Linked DNA regions of Homo sapiens: region 1 is linked to region 2. Evidence: chromatin loops called from intact Hi-C (ENCODE). Cell type or tissue: gastrocnemius medialis. All regions are shown on one strand. Each heading gives the region's core, and the rest is flanking DNA. Links, peaks and the distances in the headings are about the cores only. Region 1 has its middle 80 kb from the start of LRPPRC. Region 2 has its middle 43 kb from the start of PPM1B-DT.

Region 1 (5,386 bases), core at 193-5,192, 51 kb after region 2:
AAGTTACTCCTGAGACAAGGTCCCTGTGCAAAATTAGGAAGTTAGAGACATTTTGTCCCCTGGTTGTCCACTCCCTACTCCAAGGACCCATTGTTTTCTGTGCCTCATTCCACCTCTTACAATCTACTCTCAGATCCTCATTCACACTGAGGTGTTGATGACTGGTTGCTGTCCAACACAGACATTCTCATTAGAGTGTGAGGTATGTGGAAATTAACTTGTTACTAATAATAAAGTGCCGAAGTTTGAAATAATTTACTTTTTAATAAATCTGAGTTAACTCACTGTTTCTCCTGAAATGAATTCACCTGACTCTTATTTGCTTGCGTCCTTTGTAAGAGAAAACAGGTGTGCTGGTAATTGTCCATAACCTCTTTGTTACAGCCCATAGGGATATAATGATAGAGCATTAAAGCCAGGGCCCTCTTCAAATTGCCTTGTGAGTGAGTTGAGCTTATGTGGTTGTTTTTGTTTTCTTTTTAATGTTACCCAAGGATACATTTTTAATAAGCTTACCAAATCTATAGTGGAAGTGAAGAAGAATGAGACTGGAAACATGTTTTTTAGTAAAACTATAAACATTATAATTAATTCAAAATTAAGACAGTAAATTTCAAATGTTCTAACTACAAAAAATGATAAATATTTGAGGTGATGGATATGGTAATTAGCTTGGCTTACGTATTCCACATTGTATTCATAAATCATAACATCACTTTTTACCCTATAGATATATACAATTATAAATTGTTAATTTGTAATAAAAATATATAAATAATTATGATTAATAGAAACAGATAAAGCAATGACACAAGTGAAATGTAACTAGTATTATTCACACTGAGTACTCAATAAATATTTGTTGAATTAATGACTAAATGACTATTTAAAACTTATTGGCTGGGCACACTGGCTTACATCTGCAGTCCCAACAGTTTGGGAGGCTGAGGTGGGAGGATCGCTTGAGCCCAAGAGGTCGAGGCTGCAGTGAGCTATGATGGAACCACTGTACTCCAGCCTGCGTGACAGAGCGAGACCCTGTCTCAAAAATATACATAATAGTGTTTGCCTTATTTCTTTGCCCACTCCCTTGAAACTATTTTGTTTGTTAAACAAAACTGTATTCTCTGATAGGAGTAAGTCTCTTCTACAATTTTCATCCAAAGTGACAGACAAAAAATTGAGAATTGAGATGCTAAGCTGAGGTTCCCAATGTTTACCTGCCTACACACACACACACACACACACACACACACACACACACACACGTTCAGAGCCTCAAGCTAGAGGAAGGAGACACTGAGAGTAAAATCTAAGTAGCAGCCAACAGGTTGAACTTCTGAAACCACACCTTGTGGGCAGCCCCTCCATCTCTTGTCCTCTTGTAATATTAGGCTTGTTGAGCTGCTATGTGTCTTCATTCTGTGTGTCATTTCTTTTTTTTTTTCTTTTTTTAGACGGAGTCTTAATCTGTTGCCCAGACTGCAACCTCCACCTCCCAGGTTGAAGCAATTCAAGCAATTCTCCTGCCTTAGCTTCCTGAGTAGCTGAGATTACAGGTGTGCACCACCATGCCCCACTAATTTTTATATTTTTAGTAGAGACAGGGTTACAGCATATTGGCCAGGCTGGTCTCAAACTCCTGACCTCAAGTGATCCACCCGTCTCGGCCTCCCAAAGTGCTGGGATTATAGGCATGAGCCACTGCGCCCAGCCCTTATGTTTTTTATTTTTATTTTTTCCTGAAACAGGGTCTCGCTCTGTCACCCAGGCTGGAGTGCAATGGTGAGATCTCAGCTCACTGCAGCCTCTGCCTTCCAGGTTCAAGTGATTCTTGTGCTTCAGCCTCCCGAGTAGCTGGAATTACAAGCATGCACCACCACACCCAGCTAATATTTTGTTTTAGTAGAGACAGGGTTTAGCCAAGTTGGCCAAGCTGGTCTCGAACTCCTGGCCTCAAGTGATCCACCTGCCTCAGCCTCCCAAAGGGCTGGGATTACAGGCATGAGCCACTGTGCCGGGCCTCCATGTGTCGTTTCTAATTGCTGGAAGGAGAGTAGAGTTGGCATTGTAACTGGGAGCCGCTGAATGGACGTGTTGCTTTTACCATTTGAGTGGAATATAGACAATTCCTCCCTCCCCAGCCTGCTCACCCTGGTCCTTCTCCTTCTGTCAAAGAAGAGGATAATTGAGGTCTCCCTGGCTTGCAAGAAACATCAGGTATTCATCTCAGGGACGCTTCCAAGGATCTCATTGATTTGGTATTTCAGTTTTGACTCCCCAAACACAGTTTTTCCACCAACAAAAGGTTTTCAGTCCTTTAAATTCATCTAAGGACATAAACTATGCAGAGCAGTCAGGATAGAAGCCATGTGAGCCACAAACAACAAAGCACAAATTGCCTCCAGTGGGCATAGAGTTTCAGTGACTTCATGTTGGCTAAATATAGGCGAACACATGGTGTGTTGTGAGTGCCAGGGAGAACCATGATGCAATTATCCCCTCCCCTTGATGGAATAGAGAGGACCAGGGTCAGAGGGAAGAATGAGATTACCTAATAAATGGTCACGTCACGGTCCTCAACTCCACTCCCATCCAAGGGTTGCGCGCGCACACACACACACACACACACACACACCCCCAATACATGACAAAGCAAACATTATCACACAGCTTTAGAACAACATATTTATCTTCTGATTGTAGTTAAGGATAAATTGCTTTAATATTAAATTTAATTGTTTTGATTTTCTTTTTACTCTTTATTACATAAAAAATTCATATTCACCATAGAAAATTTAGAAATCAGAATAACTATTAATTTTTATTGAGCAGTTAATATATGGCAGGTATTCCCTGTAATAGGCCCTTTACAAGAGCGACTCATTTAATCCTCACAGAACTATCTGAGTTAGGTTCAGCCATTACCCCTGTTTGACAACTAAAAAAAAAACAAGGGTTGGGGATTAAGTAACCAGCTCAAGGTCACCTAGTTAGAAAAGTGAAGACTGGGAATTAAACTCCAGTTTGTCTGATTTCAAATTTCATGCACTTAAACTCTAGACCATGTGATATGATCAGTTGACTAAAAGAAAAAACAACAACAAAAAGCACTCTAGGCCGGGTGCGGTAATTCATGCCTGTAATCCCAGTGCTTTGGGAGGCCGAGGTGGGTGGATCATTTGAGGTCAGGAGTTCAAGACCAGCCTGGCCAACATGGCGAAACACTATCTCTACTAAAAATACAAAAGTTAGCCGGGCGTAGTGGCATGCGCCTGTAATCCTAGCTGTTCAGGAGGCTGAGGCAGGAGAATCACTTGAGCCTGGGAGGCGGAGGTTGTGGTGAGCCGAGATCATGCCACTGCACTCCAGTCTGGGCGACAGAGTAAGACCTTGTCTCAAAAAAAAAAAAAAAAAAAAAGCACTCTAGACCAGTGCTGTTCAATAGAAATATACTGTGTGAGCCACATATATCATTTAAAATTTTCTAATAGCCACATTAAAAGAAGAAAAAAGAAATAAATAAGATTAATTTTGACACTGGTTCATTTAGCCCAATATATTCAAAATATTATTATTTCAACATTTAACCAATATAAAAAATAACTAATTAGATATTTCACATTTTGCTTTTCAGACCAAGTCTTAAAAACCCAGTGTGTACTTCACAGATATAGCACATCATCAAGGGCCCAATAAACCCATGTCACTAGTGGCTAGTCATATTGGACAACACAGACGTTTCCATCATGGCAGACAGCTCTATTGGACATTGCTGCTCTAGGTTATACTGAGAGTCAAAAAGAACAAGTCACCAATATACCCATCTATTTCAATGTATTGTGCCCTCCTGTTTTCTGTGCAGGTGTATATACATATAAATATGTTTTCATACAGATGAAGGTCACACTATTAGCATAGTGGGTTTTTTGTTTCCTCAGGCCCCACATAATCATCGTGCCCAGTTATAAATATAGTTTTGTGTGCGTGTGCGTGTGTGTGTGTGCATGTGTGTTTTGAGACACAGTCTCACCCTGTTGCAAAGGCTGGAGTGCAGTGGCAAAATCTAGGCTCACTGCAACTTCTGTCTCCCAAGTTCAAGTGATTCTCCTGCCTCAGCCTCCTGAGTATCTAGGATTACAGGCACATGCCACCACATCTGGCTTTTTGTATTTTTAGTAGAGATGGGGTTTCACCATTTAGACCAGGCTGGTCTCAAACTCCTGACCTCAGGTGATCCACCCGCCTTGGCCTCCCAAAGTGTTGGGATTACAGGCATGAGCCACTACACCTGGCCTAGCATATTGTTTTTTAAGTTAAAAAAACTTTTTTAGAGTTGGGGTCTTGCTATGTTGCCCAGGCTAGAGTGTAGTGGCTATTCATAGGCACAATCATAGTGCACTACAGCCTCAAACTTCTGGGCTCAAATGATCCTCTTGTCTCAGGCCCCACATAATTATCATGCCCAGCTATAAATATTGTTTTTTGTTTGTTTGTTTTTGTTTTTGTTTTTTCGAGACAGAGTCTTGCTCTGTTGCCCAGGTTGGAGTGCAGCAGTGTGATCTCGGCTCACTGAAAACTCCGTCGCCTAGGTTCAATTGAGTCTCCTGCCTCAGACTCCCGAGTAGCTGGGATTACAGGTACATGCCACCATGCCCTGCTAATTTTTGTATTTTTAGTAGACATGAGGTTCCACCATGTTGGCCAGGCTGGTCTCAGACTCCTGACCTCAGGAGATCTACCTGCCTCAGTCTCTCAAAGTGCTGGGATTACAGGCATGAGCCACCGTGCCCAGCCATATAAATATAGTTTTAATATTTTTTTCCTCTAACAAACCCTCCGGTGGCTTTGGCTCCCTGTGTGTGTGTGAGGCACTTTTGAGGTGCTGAAATAGCATGGGTTTTGGAGTAAAAAGACTCCAGCACTTGACATCTATGTGACATTGGACAAGCTATTTTCTGACCCTCGGTTTTCTCATGTGAGGATGAAACAAGATAATGTTTGCAAAAAGTGCCTTATAAATGAAAGCTCTTCCCTGCTCCCTTTATTTTTAGTTGGCATGCAATAATTGTACATATTAATGGATACAGAGTGATATTTTGATACATGTATTCAATGTATAATGATCAAATCAGGGTAATTCGCATACCCATCATCTCAAATATTTATTATTTTTTGTGTTGTGAACATTCAGAATCCTCTCTTCTAGCTTTTTGAAGATACACAATAAATTATATTCACTCTACAGTGCTGAAGAACATTAGAACTCATTCCTCCTAACTAGCTGTAATTTTGTTATCTTTTAACCAACCTCTCTGCATCCTTCCTTTCTTCCTACCCTTCCTAACTTCTAATACCACGATCTCCTCTCTACTTTCATGAGCTC
Region 2 (5,386 bases), core at 304-5,303:
ATGAAAACTCAATTTGTTCAGATTGGCAGAGTACCCAATTAAAAATATTTACCTCCCTGGTCGCCTTTGCAGCTAGTAGTGGCCATGCAACCCAGTTCCAGCAGATAAAATGTAAGTGGATGTCTATTGCATGGAGTTTCCAGAGAAGGTACTGTTTTCCTGATTCAAAGAGAGCTCCAGAGAATCTTTTATTTTCTGGGGTCAGAAAACCTGGCTTACTTCTATTGTCCTTCCCATTTTTCTTTTGCCATTCATCCCACCTAAAACACAAATTTGATATGTGGAGGTGGAGCATCCATCTTACAACCATGAGGGTAAAATCACAAAGAAAGGACAGTAGGATAGAATGAAAGAAGTCTGCAGACATCCTTGAACAACTGCACCAGCCATGCCTGCTCCTAGGATTGCCAGATAAAATGCATGTTGCCCAGTTAAACTTGTATGTGCAACATACTTACACTAAAAAATTATTTGTTGTTTATCTGAAATTCAAATTTAACTGGGTTCACTGCTTTCTATTTCCTAAAGTTGGCTACCCTGTCTGCCTCTAGACATCTTGTTATGTGAAAACACTAAAACCTTGTTTGGTTAGGATTACCAGTGACATCAAATTTATAATAGATGCAGCTAAAGTCAACCTCTCACTGATACACTTTTTGTTTTGTTTTTCTATTTGGTTTTTTTTTTTGAGACGGAGTCTCGCTCTGTTGCCCAGGCGGGAGTGGACTGGCACGATCTTGGCTCACTGCAACCTCCGCCTCCTGGGTTCAAGCAATTCTCTGCCTCAGCCTCCCAAGTAGCTGGGATTACAGGCACCCACCACCATGCCCGGCTAATTTTTTTTTTGTTGTTGTATTTTTAGTAGAGACGGGGTTTCACCATCTCGGCCAGGCTGGTCTTGAACTCCTGACCTCAAGTGATCTGCCCACCTCGGCCTCCCAAAGTGCTGGGATTATAGGCGTGAGCCACCGCACCCGGCCTCTCTTTGTTTTTTTAGATGGGGTCTCACTCTGTCACCCAGGCTGGAGTGCAGTGGCATGATCATGGCTCATTGCGGCCTTGACCTCTTGGACTCAAGCAATCCTCCCACTTCAGCCTCCTGAGTAGCTGTCACTACAGGCATGTGCCATGGCACCAGGCTAATTTTTTGTAGACAGGTCTTCACCATGTTGCCCAGATTGGTCTTGAACTCTGGACTCAAGCTAACCGCCTGCCTTGGCCTCCCAAAATGCCTGGATTACAGGCATGAACCACTGTGCCCAGCTGATACATTTTTCTTGTTGTTGTTTTATGAGACGGAGTCTCCAGTTCCCGGGTTCAAACAATTCTCCTGTCTCAGCCTCCCAAGGAGTAGCTGAGACTACAGGCACCCACCACCATGCCCAGCTAATTTTGTATTTAATAAAGATAGGGTTTCACCATGTTGGTCAGGCTGGTCTCAAACTCCTGACCTCAGGTGGTCACAGCACCTGGCCGCTGATACACTTTTTAAAAAGAGTTATTTGTTTTAAATTAATTTAGACTTTTCCTTAAAGTCATGGCTTTTAGATAAGCTATTTGGAATTATAAGCGATGTACATCTCCTTACTTAGAAAATGCAATTCAGATACACCTTTGAATGACTAGGTAATTGTTCTACCAGCAGTTGGCTCTTGAAACTTAATAGCATTAGTGAATAGAATTCAAATTTGTTTGTCCATATGGTTCACCAATAAGGGCACAAAGATTTAAGGCAGTAATCTAAACACGAGAAAGCTATACAAATGAAGTATAAATAAATTAGTAAATTCAAAGGCAAATATTATTCATGGAATAATTGACATATTTCTAGATTTACTTATATTCTTTTACTGTACTTATGATATCAAATGACTAAATTGTTGAGGGCAAATTGATGAATTCAACTGAATTACTGACTACTGTACTTACCGTTATGCAGAAGAAAGTTTGAAGCATAAAGAAATGGAAAATAGCATGGTTTTTGCCCTCAAAGAGTTAGAATCTTTTGAAGAAGATAAAACTTGTACTACAAGTCAAATAAAGATGAAACATTGAGGAATAATATAAAAGATAAATTTTAGTTAAAATGGAATATACTTGAATACCAAAATATATGATGCATACAATGGACTCTGTTAGGACAGGAAAAGTTATCGGAAATTTCATGGAGGAGGTGCAGTTTGTGATGGGTCTAGAGATTTTCCTGATTCGTGTCTGAGACATCTATATAGCATCTCTGATTTAGGGTCAAGGCTCCACTTGAGTAACAAATGCTCTGGGGATGGCATCACTTCATCTGAATGCTGTCCCCTGAAGTTGTGCAAGGCAGAGCCCTGTCAATCATTCTCTATCATACCAGGGCTTGGAAGTGCAGGTTCTGATCTGCCTAAAAGCAGTTTATGGAATGCAATAAATAAAAAGCAGCAATAAACCTGTCATTTTCGTGAGTATCCCAGCTGCATACTCTGTTCTCTTAGTTTCCAGTTTTAAATAGTTCCCCAAATTTCATGTACCAGCTACAGGTTTAAGCTCTCTCCTGTTGCTATTTATAGCACGTTGCTCATGTAAAATAAGTCTCCTCATTCATAAAATGAGGATGGTAATAAACCTTGTCCTACTTTCCTAAAAATAGTTTCCTATCTGCAAAATGGGGCTAATAATACCTGCCCTATTGATTTCACAAGGCTGTTTTGAGGGTCAGATGTGATTGTGTAAAAGTAAGTTGAAACTCAAAGTATGATACATCAGAGGTATTACCGTAGTTCTGACTAGCATTGCAACCCAAGCATTTGTGAGAAAAGCGCTATTGCTGTCCTTTATATCTTTGAACATGAATGGGTATGATACTTACTAGCCCAGTGGACGTACCAAAATATTTGTGCTGTATTTTGTCTACTATTTTTATGGACAGCTATTTTAAGATGAGTTGACAAAAGCCTATGCCACTGGTATGACAACATTTATAAGACCACCCATAAGTGGTTTGGTGTTGAAAGTGAGAAGGTGATGTTCATTTTTCCTCTCTTATTCTGCTCAGCTTTTCTGCAGTTTCCTATTTCTTTCCACAAAGGGTGACATTGTTCAGAGCAGAATTGTAGACAGAGTACTTGTAGATACTTTCTTTTCACCTCTTAGGCTGACTCCAGTTTGAATGCATTTGGTAAGATCATTGTCATTTTCACCGCAGGAGTGAAAGAAAGGGCATTGTATTACTATTCTGGGGGAGGAAATGTACTCTACTACAGGAATTAGAAACCTGCGTTCTCGTCGGAACACAGTGGCTCACACCTGTAATCCCAGCACTTTGGGAGGCCGAGGTGGGTGGGTCACCTGAGGTCAGGAGTTCAAGACCAGCCTGGCCAACATGGAAAAACCTTGTCTCTACTAAAAATTCAAAAATTATCTGGACGTGGTGACACATGCCTGTAGTCCCAGCTACTCAGTTACTCAGTAGGCTAAGTCAGGAGAATCACTTGAACGCAGGAGGTGGTGGTTGCAGTGAGCCAAGATCGCACCACTGCACTCCAGCTTGGGCGACAGAGTGAGACTATGTCTCAAAAAAAAAAAAAAAAAGAGAAACCTGGGTTCTTTTCCCAGGTTTTTGTGACTTTGGGTCAGTCCCCTCATCTCTCTGGGGATCAGTCTTCCCATCTATAAAATGATTTCTCGCTAGGTGCGGTGACTTACGCCTGTAATCCCAGCACTTTGGGAGGCCGAGGCGGGTGGATCATGAGGTCAGGAGCTTGAGACCAGCCTGGCCAACATGGTGAAACCCCATCTCTACTAAAAATACAAAAATTAGCTGGGCATGGTGGCGTGCGCATGTAGTCCCAGCTACTTGGGAGGCTGAGGCAGAAGAATTGCTTGAACCTGGGAGGCGGAGGTTGCAGTGAGCCGAGATAGCGCCACTGCACTCCAGCCTGGCAACAGAGCGAGACTCCGTCTCAAAAAGAAACAGAAAAGAAAATAGTTTCTCTAAAAAAAACCTTATCGCTAATTTTTTCTATACTGTAATTAGTTTTAACAGCTTTATTGAGATATGAGTCACATTCCATACAATTAACCCATTTAAAGTGTACAACGCAATGTTTTTTTTTTTTATGTGTGCAACCATCTTTTAGATGGTTTAGAACATTTTAATCACCTCAAGAAGAAATCACATATCCCTTTGGCTAGCACATTCTCCCACATGCCCCACGCCACCCTACTCCGAAGTAATCACCAATCTACTTTCTGTCTCTACAGATTTCCCTATTTTGGGCTTTTATATGAGTCAAACTGTATTAGTATGTGGTCTGTGACTGACTTCTTTCAGGCAACGTAATGTTTTCAAGGTTCATCCATGTTGTAGCATATATTAGTACTTCATTCCTTTTTGTGGCTAAATAATAGGTCATCGAATGGATATACCAAATTTTGTTCATTCATTTGTCTGTTGATGAACATTTTGGTTATTTTCACATTTTTATTATTATGAATAATGCTACCATAAACATTTGTATACAAGTTTTTGTGCGGACATATGTTTTCCTTTCTTTTGGGTATGTACCTGGGTAAGGAATGGCTGGATCATATGGTAACTCTATTTTTTTTTTTTTTTGAGATGGAGTCTTGGTCTGTTGCCCAGGCTGGAATGCAGTGGCATGACTCGGCTCACTGCAACCTCTGCCTCAGCTTCAAGTGATTCTCCTGCCTCAGCCTCCTGAGTAGCTGTGATTACAAGCGTGTGCCATCATGTCTGGCTAATTTTTGTGTTTTTAGCAGAGATGGGGTTTTACCATATTGGCCAGGCTGGTCTCAAACTCCTGGTCTCAAGCAATCCTCCCACCTCGACCTCCCAAGATGCTGGGATTACAGGTGTGAGCCACTGCAACCAGCCAGTAACTATGTTTAATTGTTTACGGAACTGCCAAATTGTTTTCCAAAGTAGCTGGACAATTAAGTATTCTCACCAGCAGTGTATGAGGATTATAATTTCACCACATCCTCACCGATACTTATTGTTGTCTGACTTCATAATTTCTAGCCATCCTAGTGGGTAGGAAGTGGTATCTCATTGTGATTTTGATTTGCATTTCCCTCGTGATTAGTGATGTTGAGCATCTTTTCATATGTTTATTGGCCATTCATATGTCTTCTTTGGAGAAATGTCCATTTGGATCCTTTCTCATTAATATAATTATTTTTTAGAGAACAAGTAACAAGAGAGAGAAAACCATCTCACTAATAGATCTTCTAATGCTTAAAAACAAAAAGAATTAACTAATCTAAATTTAAAGTCTGTAAACTTTTACAATTCTCCTGCCTCAGCTCCCAGGTAGCTGGGATTATAGGCACCGCCACCACACCCGGCTAATTTTTGTATTTTTAGTAGAGACATGGTTTT

Evidence for each region. Hi-C counts contacts between places; a loop is a spot of excess contacts. Peaks named below come from ENCODE experiments on the same cell type or tissue, not always from the same donor. Only the 100,000 strongest peaks of a DNase experiment are listed, where the experiment ranks them.
Region 1: it touches region 2 in a loop (7-fold over the local background); 7 of 110 quality-filtered maps call a loop at or near these places.

Annotation. Positions count from the first base shown.
Region 1 is chr2:44,072,860-44,078,245 of GRCh38, reverse strand. No RefSeq gene overlaps it. Among named protein-coding and RNA genes, the nearest start is that of LRPPRC, 80 kb to the right of the region's middle. In gastrocnemius medialis, for the core only: no CTCF peak of the experiment used is centred there; DNase peaks (open chromatin) are centred at 2,084, 2,515 and 3,245; H3K27ac peaks cover 5,000 bases.
Region 2 is chr2:44,123,580-44,128,965 of GRCh38, reverse strand. No RefSeq gene overlaps it. Among named protein-coding and RNA genes, the nearest start is that of PPM1B-DT, 43 kb to the left of the region's middle. RefSeq lists an enhancer at 2,883-3,584. In gastrocnemius medialis, for the core only: no CTCF peak of the experiment used is centred there; a DNase peak (open chromatin) is centred at 2,305; H3K27ac peaks cover 3,612 bases.